2 separate regions of the Homo sapiens genome follow, and region 2 is linked to region 1. Evidence: chromatin loops called from intact Hi-C (ENCODE). Cell type or tissue: CD4-positive, alpha-beta T cell. All regions are shown on one strand.

The links. Hi-C counts contacts between places; a loop is a spot of excess contacts. Peaks named below come from ENCODE experiments on the same cell type or tissue, not always from the same donor. Only the 100,000 strongest peaks of a DNase experiment are listed, where the experiment ranks them.
Region 2: it touches region 1 in a loop (2.6-fold over the local background); 21 of 110 quality-filtered maps call a loop at or near these places.

What each region holds. Positions count from the first base shown.
Region 1 is chr5:119,336,391-119,344,390 of GRCh38, forward strand. It overlaps LOC102723444 (a long non-coding RNA gene), which reads right to left. Exons shown (of 5, transcript XR_007058912.1): 5 at 3,396-8,000. It also overlaps a transcript of TNFAIP8 not described here. Among named protein-coding and RNA genes, the nearest start is that of TNFAIP8, 16 kb to the right of the region's middle. RefSeq lists enhancers at 3,815-3,954, 4,105-4,234, 4,495-4,624, 4,685-4,734. In CD4-positive, alpha-beta T cell, no CTCF peak of the experiment used is centred here; DNase peaks (open chromatin) are centred at 3,681, 4,301, 4,731, 7,481 and 5 weaker places; H3K4me3 peaks cover 4,097 bases; H3K27ac peaks cover 7,929 bases.
Region 2 is chr5:119,283,974-119,291,973 of GRCh38, forward strand. It overlaps a transcript of TNFAIP8 not described here. Among named protein-coding and RNA genes, the nearest start is that of TNFAIP8, 68 kb to the right of the region's middle. RefSeq lists enhancers at 5,434-5,673, 6,132-6,181, 6,422-6,611. In CD4-positive, alpha-beta T cell, no CTCF peak of the experiment used is centred here; DNase peaks (open chromatin) are centred at 2,718, 3,678, 3,988, 6,468 and 2 weaker places; H3K4me3 peaks cover 3,037 bases; H3K27ac peaks cover 6,287 bases.

The sequences.
Region 1 (8,000 bases):
GTCTGAGAGGAAGAAAAGTGCTGTGGGCTCCTCCAGCACCTGTGTTTCAACCTGGTTCATCTTAGATATTCCCCTGCTGTGTCTCTGTCTACCTATAGAGGCCTCATAACAAACACAGAAAGCCTTAGACTTCTTATACTTCTTATTTCAGAGAAATACTCTGCTGAATATTGCCTTGCTTTGTTTTGCTATGGAGATAAATCCTTCAGGTTTTCCCAATGGTATTCTGCCCATTAGCTGTGAAGCACAAGAACCTACAGTCTCATAAAGCCTCCCCTATTTCTTATTTGCATTCATTTTTAAGCTATTTGGATATAATAAATATAAAATTTCTACAGTCCTAAGAAGTTTGATCACCCCATTCTCAGTATCACCCCCTCACCCTGAAAGTTGGTAAGACTGAATATTAAATGTTATTTAAAATGAATTTGAAAACAGGATTACTAGTTGAGGAGAGAATGTGAACTCGCCACCAAGTACAGCTTAACATGGACCATTTTGGCCCAATACTCATTGTCTTCTTGTTTTACTTTGAAAAAGCTCAAGCCTTTTTTTCCCCTTCTATCTCCTTTAGATCTTATGACCATTGTCCTCTGGACACAGGCCAAATCCTCTAATATCACTTTATGATGAAAGTCTGGCCAGTGCTAAGTATAGAAGAAAATGACTTTGTGCTGTCATCGGCATTGTCTCCTGTTTAATTGTCTCCTAGCCTGTATCCAGTGGACAAAGTGACATGAAATATTTGCTTGTGGAGAGAACTCATCCTGAATTCTCTTGCCTCATTCTTTCCCTTCCTGTTATAGCAGAGCTCCCATTCTAGACTATATGAGATTTACCTCATCATCATATCTTGCACTTGCATTTGTTTGTATAGCACTATTTCTTTTTTGCCAACCAAGGTGATTTCATGTTTATTTGTATATGTTGTCTATAAATGAGCTTGACATCCCACCAGCTTGAGCCATTAGGGTTAGCATTGATTTGCTTCCTTTGGTATCATTTCTCCTTTCAGTAAAATTGCCTGTCACTAGAACCTGAGGGCATAGACCTCTGTGGTCTTTTGGTTTCTATTTTTAGGAGAGTGGTGCTCCTCAGGGAGCTATCTGAGCTGGATTTGATGAGAAGCTAAGAATGAGTGCTTGCTGGAGGTAATTTCGTTATCAAAACTCAGGGTCATGTGCTTGGAAGTTAGCAGCCAGAAAAAAAAATAAAATAAAAAATGCCAAGGCTAATAGGACAACAAAGTACATGCAGAAATGCAGATATTAATGCGGGGCTGCCGTGAGCAGTAGGCCGTAAGAAAGCTTGACAAGAAGCATTTCTCCAGTTCCTGTTTACCATCTAAACTGGAGCATTACAGCATTTGCTGCATGTGGGAGATGGAGAATGAGAGTGCTCAGTTAAAGTTGCCACCAAAGAAAGCCTCATTAACACCCTAACTGATTTCCCCAGCTTCCAGAAAATCTTTCTGTTGGAATTCAGCATCTCAGCTGTAAGACTGCCAAGTAGAAGTGCAGAAATGCAGTTTGCTGTCTGCGGAGCCGCAGGTGGACTTTGAGCACATTCTAAGACAAAAATCTGGCCAGACCTTAATAGGCCAGGGCTTTCCGCTGATTTGCCCCTCTCCTGCTAACTGCTGAATAATGTTCCTCCCCTTCACCACATGTGCCCCTGAGCTCCTCACCACACCTTCAGCTCCTGGGAGAGATCCCAGGGCAGACCTGACATCCTCATTCCTGGCTCCTTATTCCAGATTGGAATCTGGAACTTTGACACACACACACACACACACACACACACACACACACACACACACACCTTCTCAGCACCTAGTCACACCCTACAAGTCTTGTCCTTTTTGCTCCTGTCAGGCAGGCAGCCACCCCCAGTATGACAAGGATATTCTCACATGGGGATTATCAGGAAGCCCCGTCAGGAAGGGTAGGGCAGCATCAAGCTGTGAGTCGGAGAGGAAGATCAGGGACCCAGGTCCTACCTTACAGACCCCCTACCCCATCTGTGCCTCTGTGGTGTCTTAGCATCCACCCATTTTTCCCCAGCCTTAGGACTCTGCTCTCTGCTATCAGTCACCAGACAGGCCAGACATGGCCCTGCTGGAGAGGAGGCTTTCGGGCTACCCTCTGGCCTTTGTTGGACAGCAGGCTTGAGGAAATGGGCAAAAGCATTGATCAGTTGTGCATCCTTGGGCTCCTTCACTCACTGTCCTTCAGGTGTTGGGAATGTTGTAAAGCCAGCAGCAAGATTAGAAATTTTCATGCACTATTCCTCCTTAGCTGCCCAGGATGTTACATCCGTTGTGGCTTTTACTGTACAAGAAAGAGAAACCCCAAGTTAGACTTGTTCATACAAAAGAGATTTTTTTGTTGGCTCACATAACTGGAACAAAGTTTTGATTTAGCAGTTCAGTGATGTCAAGAACCTATTTTCTAGCTTGGGCAACATCGTGAGACTGAGACTCTATATATACAAAAAGTAAAAAAGAATTAGCCTGGCATGGTGGTGTGTACCTGTAGTCCCAGCTACTCAGGAGGCTTAGGCGGGAGGATGTCTTGAGCCCAGGAATTTGAGGCTGCATTGAGCTATGATTGTGCTACTGCACTTCAGCCTGGAAATAGAGCAAGACTTTGTCTCTTAAAACAAAAAAAAAAGGCCCCATTTTCTGCCTTCTGTGATTGAGCTTCATCCTGAATTGGCGTCTCTGATGTTGATAAAATTCTACAGCAATTCTAGACTTCATATCCACCATACACTGTCCAGAAGGAGAGAGAGAACTGGCTTCTTGTAGTTGTGTCAGAGAAGCAAGTGACTTTTTCCAGAAGCCCCCAACACATTTCTGATGCCTCAGTGACCAGCTTATTGGCTATGGCATCTGCTGTGATGATTGGCTTAGGCTTGGGTTGCCTAAACTCGTCACTCTGTGGCAAGGGGGTATGGGATTTCTGTGATTTATTTAAAATGATCAGGATTGCTACCCAGGGAGAGAGAAATGGACATGCTGTTGGGTCAGCCACGATGTCTACTACACAGGTCTCCTCTTGTGGTGTTTTTTTTTTTTTTTTTTTTTTTAAACTGAGTTTCTCTAATTTGGTGACTGGCTATGGTATGTAGTAAATGGGGCCCTGTATATGGGATTGCCAACCCCTGATGACAAATGTCAGATGCTATCAGGGAGAGCAAGAACACAGATTTTGTGAACCACAGTAGCACTGCAGATCACAAAGGGATTCTCAGAGGTCGATAAAGCATCACCAAGGTACTAGAAGGTTTGGTAAGTTGAACAATGAGAATAAGAAGTAGAGCAAATTAATTATAGACAGCTCTTCAATCTATGGTAATTACATGCTCCGATAAAACACTGAAGTCCAATATAATTTGTATTTAAAAACTGTTTAATAAGGCCATATGTTTCTGCAAAGAATGGCCTTACATTTCATAACTATGACCTTAATCACCATATTTGATTAATTATTTTATCTATTTTAATGGAAATAAATGGGCTGTGGATAATGTAAAGCTTTGGAAGCTGCACACAAATAAATGAAATGGGGCAATCAGTCATAGAGAGTTTCATTTAGTTTTCTCTAGATGAGTGCTCCAGGAGGATGGCTGTCTAGAGCAGGGGAAGGGTCTGGGGCAACATTCAGAAGGCTGGTGAAAATGAAAGTCACAGTGACACAAGAAAACACCATCTTGTGGTAAGTCAGTTGGAGCAGAAGAGGTAGCCATTTATCTTTTAGATGAAATCTGTGGCTGGAGTATCGGATTCCAAACTCCACAGCGTTGTCCCTAGCCAGCCAATCTTCCCCACCACATGAAATGTGTGGAAATATACGCACAGGGGGCCAGCCAGAGCAGAGGAACCCTTTATTACCAGGGGGGCTTTCACCCAGACCCTAACAAGGAACTTGAGTGAGCTAGACTGCCCATGTGGGTCACAGAAATTCGATTCAGGAACATTGGGCTAGGCTGCAGAGGACCACTGTGCCCAAAGGCATGCCCTGCTCCCGGGAGGCTGGTTGCAGAAAGGAGCTCTGAGCTCCTGAGGCCACCATGGAGGTCCTGGAGATTTAATTCTATTAATAGTTCCTCTTAAGATACTCACCATATCAACTTGCTGGGCCTGTTTTCTCATTTGTGAACAAGTTTGAGGAATGGGGAGATTGAATAAGACAACCTCGAAACCTTCCTTTGAGCATTAGCTTTCCGATTCTTGGGTTCTGGGCAGGGTGTGGCAGGAAGTGTCATGGAGAGCTGAGGTGGGGGTAGGGGTGGGGACTTTGGTCCTCCATATCCGGACATATGAACAGACAGGTGATGGCACAGTTTCTGTGGTATGTGCTGCAGATGTCTTAAATAGCCACCAAGTGGCTGGACTGGCTGAGTGGCGGTTTGAATTGCACCAAGTTGAGTATTTTTAGTTGGATACCACAGATAGTGCATTTATGGCCTTAGTTCACCGAATAGAGGGGTCGTTTCCTTTGCCGAACCAGAATTGGATGTTGGCTGCCAGGCTTGTGTTCTGGGACATCCAGATGTCGGGGTATTGTGGGAGCGGTGCACATGAAGGAAGCTCAGTGACTCCTGGCAGGTACTTCTGTTATAAAGCGGTTTCAAAGCCGTAGACACCTTTTATTCAGGGCTGGTAAGCTTCACTGGTGTTTTTGGTCTCCTGCTTTTTTTTTTTTTTTTTTAAATCTGATTACAATGGTGTTGCACACTGTTGTGGTTTATCGTTTTTTAGTGATCCTGTTGCTCAATAACCCTCCAGTGCTCTGCTCTGAAACAGCACCAGAACTCCACCTAAGCGAGAGATTGCTTATTTGTTTTTAATGTTAGTCTATATAAGTCAATGGTCCCAAACTCAAATGTCCACAGGAACCAGGCAAGTAATATGAATGTGTAAATAGTGCTCTATGTGAACAATCTCAAGTCGTGAGACCTGTGGTAAATTTAGAAACAACAGGTCTCATCTAAAGGCATTGAAGTTCAGTTAAAAAACTTAAAACAAACAAAGAAACAAAAAACTACATGAGGTGGGTTCGGTCCCAAGGCTACCAGCTTACGATCCTTGGGCTATAAGCCATCTGACTTCAACTATCACTGCTGTGTTTGCTCAGTCTCAGAGGTACCGTATTTATGGATGTGAGCCTTTTATAGTTTCATTTATATACTTGATTTCAGCTTTTGCCTTAGATGAGAAGACTGGCTAACTCTGGGATAAGAGTGCCACCAAAATTTTCACCCACAGATTGGAAGCACATCAAAAGAAATCATATCTTCACGGAAGTCATTTTTTTTTGGTTCCTGGCCTTTAGGGGCTGAATCTGTTTAGAGAAGTAGAGATGGAAATCTCAATCAAAACAGTTCTGAGTATTTTACATCATTTAAAAAAATTTGCATCACTGAAGAGAAGGAACCCTAATCATTTGAAACTCTCACTTCTGCTTTGCAAGTTGTCTGCTGGCTATATTCAGTCCTCTTTGTCTTCTTGGTCTTAGGCAGGCATGGGGTTAGTGGCCAGGGCAGAACTGGGAATGGGACAAGTTTGTGTTCATTCTTCTCCCTACCCTTGTAACAGCCTTAATTTCTGTATCTCTGTTTCCTATCTGGGGTGCCCTCTAGTCCTCATCTCTGAAGGGAAGGAACAAAGAGATGAGTGAATTCTTTACTCTTAGCTGTTAGTCATCCACCGGCTTTTCCTCCAAGGGATGTTTAGTGTTTTTAAAAGAACCTGATGGTAGAACAGAAAATCAGAGTTTAACCCAAGGTATCACCCTTCTAATGATAGTATTTCCTGTACTGCTAAGAGCATAATCTGGGGCTTGGTAGCCTCTCAGAGATAGCACCTTGTGTTGTCCCCTTTAGGTTAGAGCTGCGGAACCAGCACCAGCCACTGAACATGAAGAAGGTTTTGACTTTATCTTTTTAAATTTGCATTATTCAGACCCATGTCAGAGTCCACGAAAATTCTTGCAAATGTGTTTTTGTAAGAGCTGGGTGTCACCCTGCTTCCCCGTATTTGGTGTTGGCCAATGGGAGAGTTATGGGAATGTCATATTCCTTCCTCAAAGCCACTTAAAGCTGTGCTAAATTTGCAGGGTTTTTTTTTGATAATGCTTTCTCCTCAGGGTACTCTCTCAACTTACTCCCTTCAGGAAAATTTCTTGAATGAATAGTCCACCAGTGCTGTCTCTGCTTTCTCAACACCAGATCATTCTGCAACCTCTTGCAATTTGGCTGCTATCTCTAGTCATGTTACTAAGTTATCTTTCTCAAAGAATCTCCATTGGTCACCCAACCATCATAGCCATTGGTCTTCAGCCTTCACTTCTGACTGGTTATTCTCTACCTGGGGGCATTTTTCTTTCTTTTCTCCCTCTCTTCCTCTTCTTTGGCTGGCGTTACTTTTTTCAGTCTCTGAAGGGAAGCTCACTCCTAGGAGACTTGCTTAATAGAATGTTTATCGCCTGCATGTCTTTAGCAAAGAGGTGTCTGGAATTCCCATCTGGGATTTATTAGTCTAAATATTCAGGTGGTCCAGTGCCGGATGTTAGTTCTTAACTTAAAGGAAACAAAGTTTCCAATCCGAGGATGGTGAGATTGCTGCTGTTCTACAGTGGGCAGCCGCTGCTGGTGTCTTGCTTGCCCTGGAAATGCCATCAACTGAAATGGAATTTTGTTCAATCCATCTTATTAATAGTTCCTAAAGCAATTGTGGTGGGGTTGATAGGTGGCTAGTAAGGTTGCCTCTGTAAAGATAAGCACAATCCATTAATTAAGTCTGGAGTCCACTGGACTTCTACCGGGGATGTTTGCATTTGCTCGGCACTCTGTTTATAAGGATGTCGAAGGAAGTGCGTCCATTCTGTGCATGTTGTAAAACAGAAGGTTTGCAGCTGTCAGATTTATTTTTTTCTTGGCTCCTTTTCTGACAGAACTTTTGTAAACTTGATAGTTTTATAGATTGTCGAAAATTACTAACCTCGGTTCTGCAGATGCCATGCAGATTTTCTTGTCTTGTTTTCTTTCTTTGAAGATAGCAGATATTTATGTACATAGTTTCTTGTAAGGTACTTTTTGGGGAAGAGGAGATTAAGATTATTCTTATATGCTATCATAATTCAGTATTATGAAATTATTAAATGATTATTTTATTAGTTATATAGTGCTTTGAAAGTGTCCAGCATGCATTGTATGCTCTAGAAAGGAGAACAAACAAATGCAAGGTATAATCTTGTGTTTTAAATAGCTTATGGAGCTGCCTCAAAGACAACTAACATCAAGATTATCAACTTTAAGTATAGCACAAGTTCACTGTAGAAGTATAGGTCCACTGTGGGCTTCAGTAGGCTTTTAAGAGGAGTTGGGACCTGAGTATGGCTTTGGGTAGGGTAAAAAGCGGATATAACAGCTGAAAAAATAGACCAGCAGCAGCTGCCCCCGCTGTGTGACCACACAGGGTGTCATGATTCATCATAAGGTTTGTCTCAAGTAATTTCCAGTTAATGAAAACAAGTGTCAAAAATTTCTGAATGATTCCTTTTCAAACCACTCATATCTATGTGTGTGTGGGCGCACATTCATGATTTTGCCTCAAGTAGCATCATTCACACTCACTTGCATTGCCATTGCTTTCTTTGAGAGTGAGAAGTTGGTACTTCAGCTGGTGTATTAGTCTGTTTTGCATTGCCAAAAAGAAGAACCTGAGTAATTTATAAAGAAAAGAGGTTTATTTGGCTCCTGATTCTGCAGGCTATGCAAGCATGGCACCAGCATCTGCTCAGTTTCTGTTGAGGCTTCAGGAAGTTTTTCCTCATGGCAGAGGTGAAGAAGGAGCAGATGTGTCACACAGAGAGGGAGCAAGAGAGAGGGGAGGAGGTACCAGGCTCTTTTAAAGAACCAGCTCTCGCATGAACTCATAGAGCAAGGACTCACTCGTTACCATGGGGAGGGCACCAAGCCATTCATTAAGGATC
Region 2 (8,000 bases), 52 kb before region 1:
GCCTCTGGTTAGCCCATGTATGTGCCAAGTGTGGCAGTAAAGGCTGAGTAGTTTTTGACCACTTACTATGTGCCAGGCACTGTGCTAAGATCTCTCTGTACATTGCCACATTCTTCAATGGCAGTTTGAAATAAGTTCTATCATTATTATCCCCATTTTAAAGATGGGAAAACAGACTGCAAGAACTTAAGTTGTTACCCAAGGTCAGAGGCAATCTGATGTTCAAATCCGGTGGTTTCTAACCATATTGCCATAGTTCCTCTTGCAGGAACTATGCCACCTAGCCAGCTTGCAGGGGCTTGCTGGAGGGCAGTAACAGAGCTGGGTTCCAGAGGCTGCAGGATGGAGATCTTGAATATTGTAGAACAGTTCTTCAACAGAAAAAAAAAATCTTTTGAACAGATTTTTCTCAGAGCTATTTAAAAATCCCTGATTTAGGCCAGGCACCTATAATCCCAGCACTTTGGGAGGCTGAGATGGGTGGATCACTTGAGGCCAGGAGTTCAAGACCAGCTTGACCAACATGGCAAAACCCCCTCTCTAATAAAAATACAAAAATTAGCCCGGCATGGTGGTGCACGCCTGTAGTCCCAGCTCCTTGGGAGGCTGAGGCAGGAGAATCGCTTGAACCCAGGATGAGGAGGTTGCAGTGAGCCAAGATTGCATCGCTGCACTCCAGCCTGGGTGACAGAGCGAGGCTCCATCTAGAAAAAAAAAAAAAATTCTGTAGCATAAAAACATGACTCTAAGTCTCACAGCCTGAGTAGCCCCAGGTTTATAAATCCATTGTCAGGGCTGCAAACAACTTGAGAGCAACCTGCCTTGCTGATAACAAGTCAGCAGTGTTACTAGCATTTGCTTGTTAACAATACCTCAATAAGGGACAAGAAGAAGGGAGGTGAAACTTAAATGTGCCAATTTTGAAACTTGCTAGGCATTCTAGTAGTGAGTTTGGTGGAGAAAGAAGTTAAAATTATCTAAAAATAACGTTTTTGAATTTCTTACTATCTGTGCCATCTCTCCATATGTTGTCAGAATCTTTTTTTTTCTAATTTAAAGCATCATTTATACCCAGAGGAATATCATAGAGAAATTTTGCTTACATGGTCTTTTTGAAATAGTTAAGCAAAGGACGCAGCCATTATTTGGTACTAGGTAATGGGAAAAGCTCTGGACAGGCGAGCAGGAGGAGGCGAGCAGGCGAGCAGACTGGGTATATAATATTGCTGAGATGCTCAACCCCTCTGGGCCATAATTGGTATATCTAAGAAATGTGAGTTGTCAACTATAAATCATCTCTAATCCCTCAGTGTGAAAATTCTGTATTCTGATAATTGTCACATGTACTTTTCATTCTCATTTTAAGCATGGGAACCAGGGAGTCCAAAGCTACTGGTAGAGCCAGAGGGGTAGTATCCTGGGTCCCTGTGGGAAGGAGTGCTGACTGCCCCAGTGTGGAATGAGGAATTCTGCACAAGTGGCTTTGGGTGGGAAGTCAGGAAGAACTCTGGCCCCAGAGGCTTCCCAGGAGGCTCCAGAACTACAAAATGTTGCCTTGAGATAATCTTGTGAGTAGATTTATTTTTAGGCTATATTTGTGTTCCCTCTCATTGCTAAGATAAGTGACTGTTAACTATACTAACATACAAGGAAACTTTGCTAAATTATCTTTTACACAAGAGAGCCTATCTGTGAAAGTATCCAAGAAGCTGATACAAGTGACCACAAGTGAATTAATTTTGATACAAAAAGCGTTCATTACAGCATTGTTCTTAAGAATGAACAAAACAAAAACTCAAACCACTTAAATATGCATCAGCTGCTTACATACATGAGGGTGCTTCCTTGAGATGAAACACTGTGCAGCTTTAGAACAAGGTTGGTCTCTATGCACTGATATGGAAAGATCTCCAAGACAGATTAACTTAAAAAACAAAATACTGATCTCATTATGTGTAAAAAGGCATATTGTAAGTTTATGAGTACATACGCTTTTTTTTTAGAAGAATGAACAACATACTGTTAGTAGTAGAACTATGAGTTGAAAGAAAAAGTTTAACTTTTTATTTTATACTGTCTGTGTGTTTAAATTGTGTAATAAAAATATATTTGGCAAAGGAGGGAATTTAGATTTCAGTTCAGGTTTTGAGGCATTCTAGTACTTCCTTAGAAAAATCTGTGTAAAAAGTGCATGCTGAGAAAAGGTGGGCATTGTCTGGAAACTCTTCAGGCTCCCAATGTTGGGTAACTCCCTCACTGCACTTCCCCAGCCTTTACTATCCTCTTCTCAAAACAGAAATCTCTGGTTATTGATTCCTCTAACCCAGAATAGTCAATGGCTCCTAGTGTCTATTAAAAAAAAGTCCCGGTTGGCACGGTGGCTCACGCCTGTAATCCCAGCACTTTTGGAGGCCGAGGTGGGTGGATCACGAGGTCAGGAGATCGAGACCATCCTGGCTAACACGGTGAAACCCCGTCTCTACTAAAAATGCAAAAAAATTATCTGGGCATAGTGGCGGGCGCCTGTAATTCCAGCTACTCTGGAGGCTGAGGCAGGAGAATGGCGAGAACCCGGGAGGCAGAGCTTGCAGAGAGCCAAGAATGAGCCCCTGTGCTCCAGCCAGGGCGACAGAGCAAGACTCCCTCTCAAAAAAAAAAAAAAAAAGTCCCAAAGAGCATCATGGCAGAGCAGACAGGGTATGGGCCTGCCCTGTGAGTTTGTCATCTTGCATTTGGGCAATGTTTGTGGTGGCTCTGCCATGCCCCAGTCACAGTGTTAGTGCGGGAATACAAAGGTGAACTGCATGCTGTGAAACTGTATGCAACTTCCTCTAGCCTCAGTCTTCCCACTTACAAGACAAGTTGTCAGGATTAAATAGAACAACAAATGCACAGAGCCCAGAGGACAATATTTGCTCGCTTGCCCCATCCTTCTCTCCATGTCCAAGGCCAGATGTGATGCCTACTCCTCCTCTGAGTGTCTCCTTTGGTTCCCATTTCTAAACCCTGCATTGTTCCAGAACGCATCGCAAGCATCCCTTCCTTTGCCTGGTTGTATTGCCCCTTTCCTGCACTGCCCATTGCTTCTCTTTCCTGGACATCATTAGCCTACCCTTTAGGAGCCAGTTCAGATGCTGCCTCCTCCAGGAAACCTTTTCTGGTCCAGAAGTCATCTCTTCCTCTTAAGGTTTTGTGTAGTTCTTTCTAGTCTCCTTTCTTTATATTGATTCTATCACTTACAGCATTCCTCCTTAGTTTGCAGCTTTCTGTGCCTTACTAGGATAGCTTCCAGGGGACAGTAACCAAGTTTTTTTTTTTTTTTTTTTTGCTTTTTTTCCCCAGCTTTACTGAGATATAATTGACACATAAAAATTGTATATATTCAAGGGGTAGAATGTGATGATTTGATGTGTAATGATTACCACAGTCAAGTTAATTAACACATCCTTCATCACACATAGTTACCGTGTGTGTGTATGTGTGGTGGGAACACTTAAAATCTGCTCTATTAGTAAATTTCAAGTAAACAATACAGAATTATTAACTATAGTCGCCGTGCTGTATATTAGATCTCCAGAACTTACTCATCTTATAACTGAAGGTTTGTATCAACAACTCCCCATTCCCCACCCTCCAAACCCAGCCCCTGGCAGCTGCTGTTCTGCTGTCTGCTTCTAGGAAGTAACTCAGTTTTGTTATCTCTAGAACTCATCTTTGTGCCCGTGTTCTCAGTAAATATGTGTTAACGAATGACTTCATTTTTAGGATTTGCCTAAATATCATTTTTACTTTCACTTAAGGGATTATTTTAGTTTCAACTAAAAATTAGAACATTTCCTTGAAATCCACTCTGTTTAGCAGGCTAGACACAGTTTCTTTCCCCATGCAGGGATTAAACTTGAAAATTGTGGCTTTACTAACCCTGAGGAATTTTTAGGAGGAGACCAGGCAGGCATCTTATCTCAGTTGGTCTAGACAGTCACCACCTTGTACGTGAGTAATTGGCCCATAAGCTCTTGTCTGATGAGGTGAGATGTTATCCTGATAATTTAAAAAGCAAACATACTACCCCCATTACTAAGACAACTCCCAGCAAAAGTAAAGGAAATGTATAAAGAAAAAACAGTAAGGTTATAGAGGTGTGTGTGAAAACATCTGTTTCATTTCTCATATTCCTTTCCATCCTCATCTGTGGTTATATATAGCTGTGACCATAGAATATACACAGTTTAATGTTCTGTTTCCTCTTAACATTATTTTGTACACAGTTTTTCATGTTTTTATGGACACTTGATATGTTTCTAAATGAAACAATTGGAGTTCAGTTGATTGTTGCCTTTCCTGAGAGAGAAATGGAGAGTGTGAAACAAAGGTGTACCTTGAGGGAATGTCAGCATCATCTATTCCTAAAAGGCACGGTCTTATTCTGATGTTGCTAAATTTTACTGGAGCAAAAACATTAACAAATGATTTGATTGATGTTTGCAGCACAATCAATGGGATTAAGGTCTTGAGCCACTGGAAAAAAGTTTTCTTTAATTAAATACACATCTTTAAGAGATTAGACAGAGTTTTGCTCAAGCAATGGCTCTTTATTTAGAAAAGCTGTTGGGAACAGCTGGAAGGCAGCCTTTCCTTATCAACAGGCTTGTATAACTAACCCCAAGTTGTTTGCTAATAAATTTCAGGTCCCTAACACTAATAGGATGAAATAATTTTACATAGAAGGATCAATCTCTAACCTCTTTTTTCAGAAGAAACTAATCTGACTGGTGCCTATAGGCAATGAGGTGTGTTTAACATATGGAAAGAATTAGACTAAATACCAGAATCTCTTTGAAGTTTGTGGATGTAGTCTCCAAAGAGAGAGAAGGGCATTTAAAATTAAACTGCACAGAATTATAACAAGCACTTACTACTCATTCTTGGAATGAATCTTGCTTTGGCCCTAGGCTAAATTGTCTAGATTTGTGCTCCTTTTGTTGGCTTAAAGCCACATTCACTCCTTTTTACAGTGAGAACCAACTGCTTCCTAGCACGGTTTTGTAGCTTTCTTTTATGGAGGTTCTTAATTATTTTGCTATTTCTTTCATCATGCAGAGTCATTAATACAAATGTTGATTCAAAGTAAATTTACCTGCTGGGCCAGCTTACCTGTTAGGAATTAGTGTATTTTATATCATGATCACACCTTACTATACTTATTGTATACAATCAAATCTCCTATAATTTCGCAAAGGGATACTTATCAGACTTGTGTTCCCAATAGTGTGTATCTTTGTGTGGTATCTGTGGTTTTATTTGTGAAAGAACTGCCAAAAGATTGGTCCAGGTTTGTTTCTGTTTTTATTTATGACTTAAAGAGAGGCATTCGGTCTTACTAGTCACCCAGAGCAGTTTCACTGGATCCCAAGAAGACCTAAGAGGACTGTTAGGTTTGTAAGAGAAGGACTGTGCTAGGCTGTACTTAGCCATAACTTCAAGAGAAGACCTGTATTGGGCTGGAAACCTCTTTTAAAGATTGGAGAATTCAGAAGAAATCTTGTCAAATAAAAACTTATGAAATGCTATCAGTTTCTGGGGCTGAGGCAGGGTGCCTGGCACAAGGGGATTCTACCAGGTTCAAGCTGCTTAGACATGGCTGACTGACACCAAATCCTGTACATGGCTGCTGTTTATTATTGCCAGCCTCTTCCTCCTGTTCCCATCACTAATTCTTGCCTTGCTCCAATGCCCATTTACCACCTCTGACACTTTGAAGCTGCTCTTGCCCTGGGATAAGTTAGGAAAGCCAGAGTGGGAGAAAAGTCCGAGGTAGAAGTGAGGCGAGATCTCTCTATATTTTTGGCAGTATTTTCTAAAAGCCAGGGCTGGGATCAGAATTCAGGCTGCCAGCTGTTACTACTTTCACACTACTAAGTCCTTAAAGTTAAAAATAAATTACAAAATCATTCAAAACCATTATGAAGTCAGTCCAAGACACAGCTTCACCAACGATTTCATTAAGTTTAAAAATTCTCTCATCATTCAGTCAACTAATGATTACTAAATGTCTTACTAAAGCATGCAGAGTTGAAAAATGTTAAAGAAAGAAATTCTCTGCCCTCTAGGACTTATTAATCTAGTTGTAAGAAAAATGTTAGGACAGAAATAATTGGAATGCAATACAGCATACATAAGTGAAGTGTAGTAGTTGTCTGTTGCTGCATAACAGATTACTAAAACTTAGTAGCTAAAAACAACAAAAAACATTTATGGTTACATACACTTTCTGTGGGTCAGGAATTTGAGAGCTACTTAGCTGGTTGGTTCTGGCTTGAGGTCTCCCATAGGATTGTAGTCGGTGAGCTGGCCAGGTCAACAGATATCTGAACATTCTCTGCGGCTGGAGAATCCAGTTCTAAGCTGGTTCACTTATGCAGCTGGCAAGTGGTAGTCGCTCTAGGCAGGAAATCTCACTTCCTCAATATGTAAACCTCTTCACAGGTTTATTGGAGTGTCCTCATGACATGGTGGATGACTCTTCTTAGAGTGAGTGATCCAAGGGAACATAAGGTGGAAGCCTCAGATGTCTCCTATGATCAAGCTTTGCTTGATCTCCATTGCTGTTGGTGTGTGACTTATTGGTTACACAGGTCATATGGGAGGGGATTACACAAAAGAATGAATATCAGGAGGTGGGAATCATTGGGGGCATCTTGGAGACTGGCTGTATGAAGAGGCGAAGATCTGCATAATAATGGAAAGAAGTGTTGGGATGCCTCAAAGGAAGGAGGCAGAATGTAAAATTGATGGATTTTCAGTAGCTGAGGTTGAGGGAAAGGGTGTTGGCTGAGATAGGGCATCAGGAGCAAAGCAGGGCGGACAGCAGCTGGTGTCAGTGTGTTCAAGGGACATTAATGGAGCAGTGTGGCTGGAGTAAAGCCTGGTCAGGTAGGAAGGGGTCAGGGCCTGTAGGGTCTTGCATGCCAAGCTAAGGAGTTTGGACTTTCTTTGATTATTAGTGATGGGTCTTTGAAGGTTTTTGAGCAGGCAACTGACATAATCATTGGCATATTTTAGCTTTAGTTTGTGTATGACCTTTAGGGTTTTGGTGCCCTTCTCGTTTGTTTCCAGTATTATCCAGGTAGTCAGCTCTCTAATTTCTAAAATTGTGTAACACTTTTGCCCATGTCCCTTGATCACATACTACCTTGTACTATTTAACTTTTCGTGTATTTATCTTGTTATCACAAGTAGATAGCAAGGGCTATAGGGCCATGTCTTTATCTGTTTCTATTTCCCCTGCTGTATCTAGCACACTGGGTGCCCAATAACTACCTGCTAGCTGCTTGGATAATAGCAGCCAATTGCTACATGTGTGTACAGCCACTGTTTTCGGCCTGTCATGCATAATTTACAGTTAAGCATTTTTCAAAAGAGGGAGCAATTGCAGTGGATTCGATTTACGTAAGTGGAAAAAAGTGTTCAGAATCAGTTCTGCGTGCTTGGCATTTGCCATAACATTTTTAGGAAATTTGGAATAATAATTTTATTTTTAAAAACTCATGGATTATTTTTAGCTTCAAAGAGTGTTCTTATTTTGCGTAAGTTAAACTAATGAGGCAGTACCAGCCACGGAGTGCAGGAAGGGCTGCTTTCATCTTTGAATAGTGAAAGGCAGCCTCTTTCATGCATATGTTTATGGGATAAAATTCCTTTTTAGGATTTGGGGCAGAGTTTTTTCCCTCTTATGCCCCTTAGTTTGAATGGAATAGTCATTCATTGTCCTTGTATTTTCGTTGCCCGGGTAAGTATTTCACTCAAGAGATAGTTTCAAGAAAGTTGGAGATTTCTTCTTTCAAACTAGCAAAGACATTTTTGCTTTTGTCTCTTGAAAATCTCCCTCAAACTAAAAGAATGAAAATCAGGAATGCAGACTGTATCCTTATAAACCTTGGAGACATCTGTAACCCTGACCCATACAGGACCTAAAGATAGAAAGCAGATGAAGTGATGGC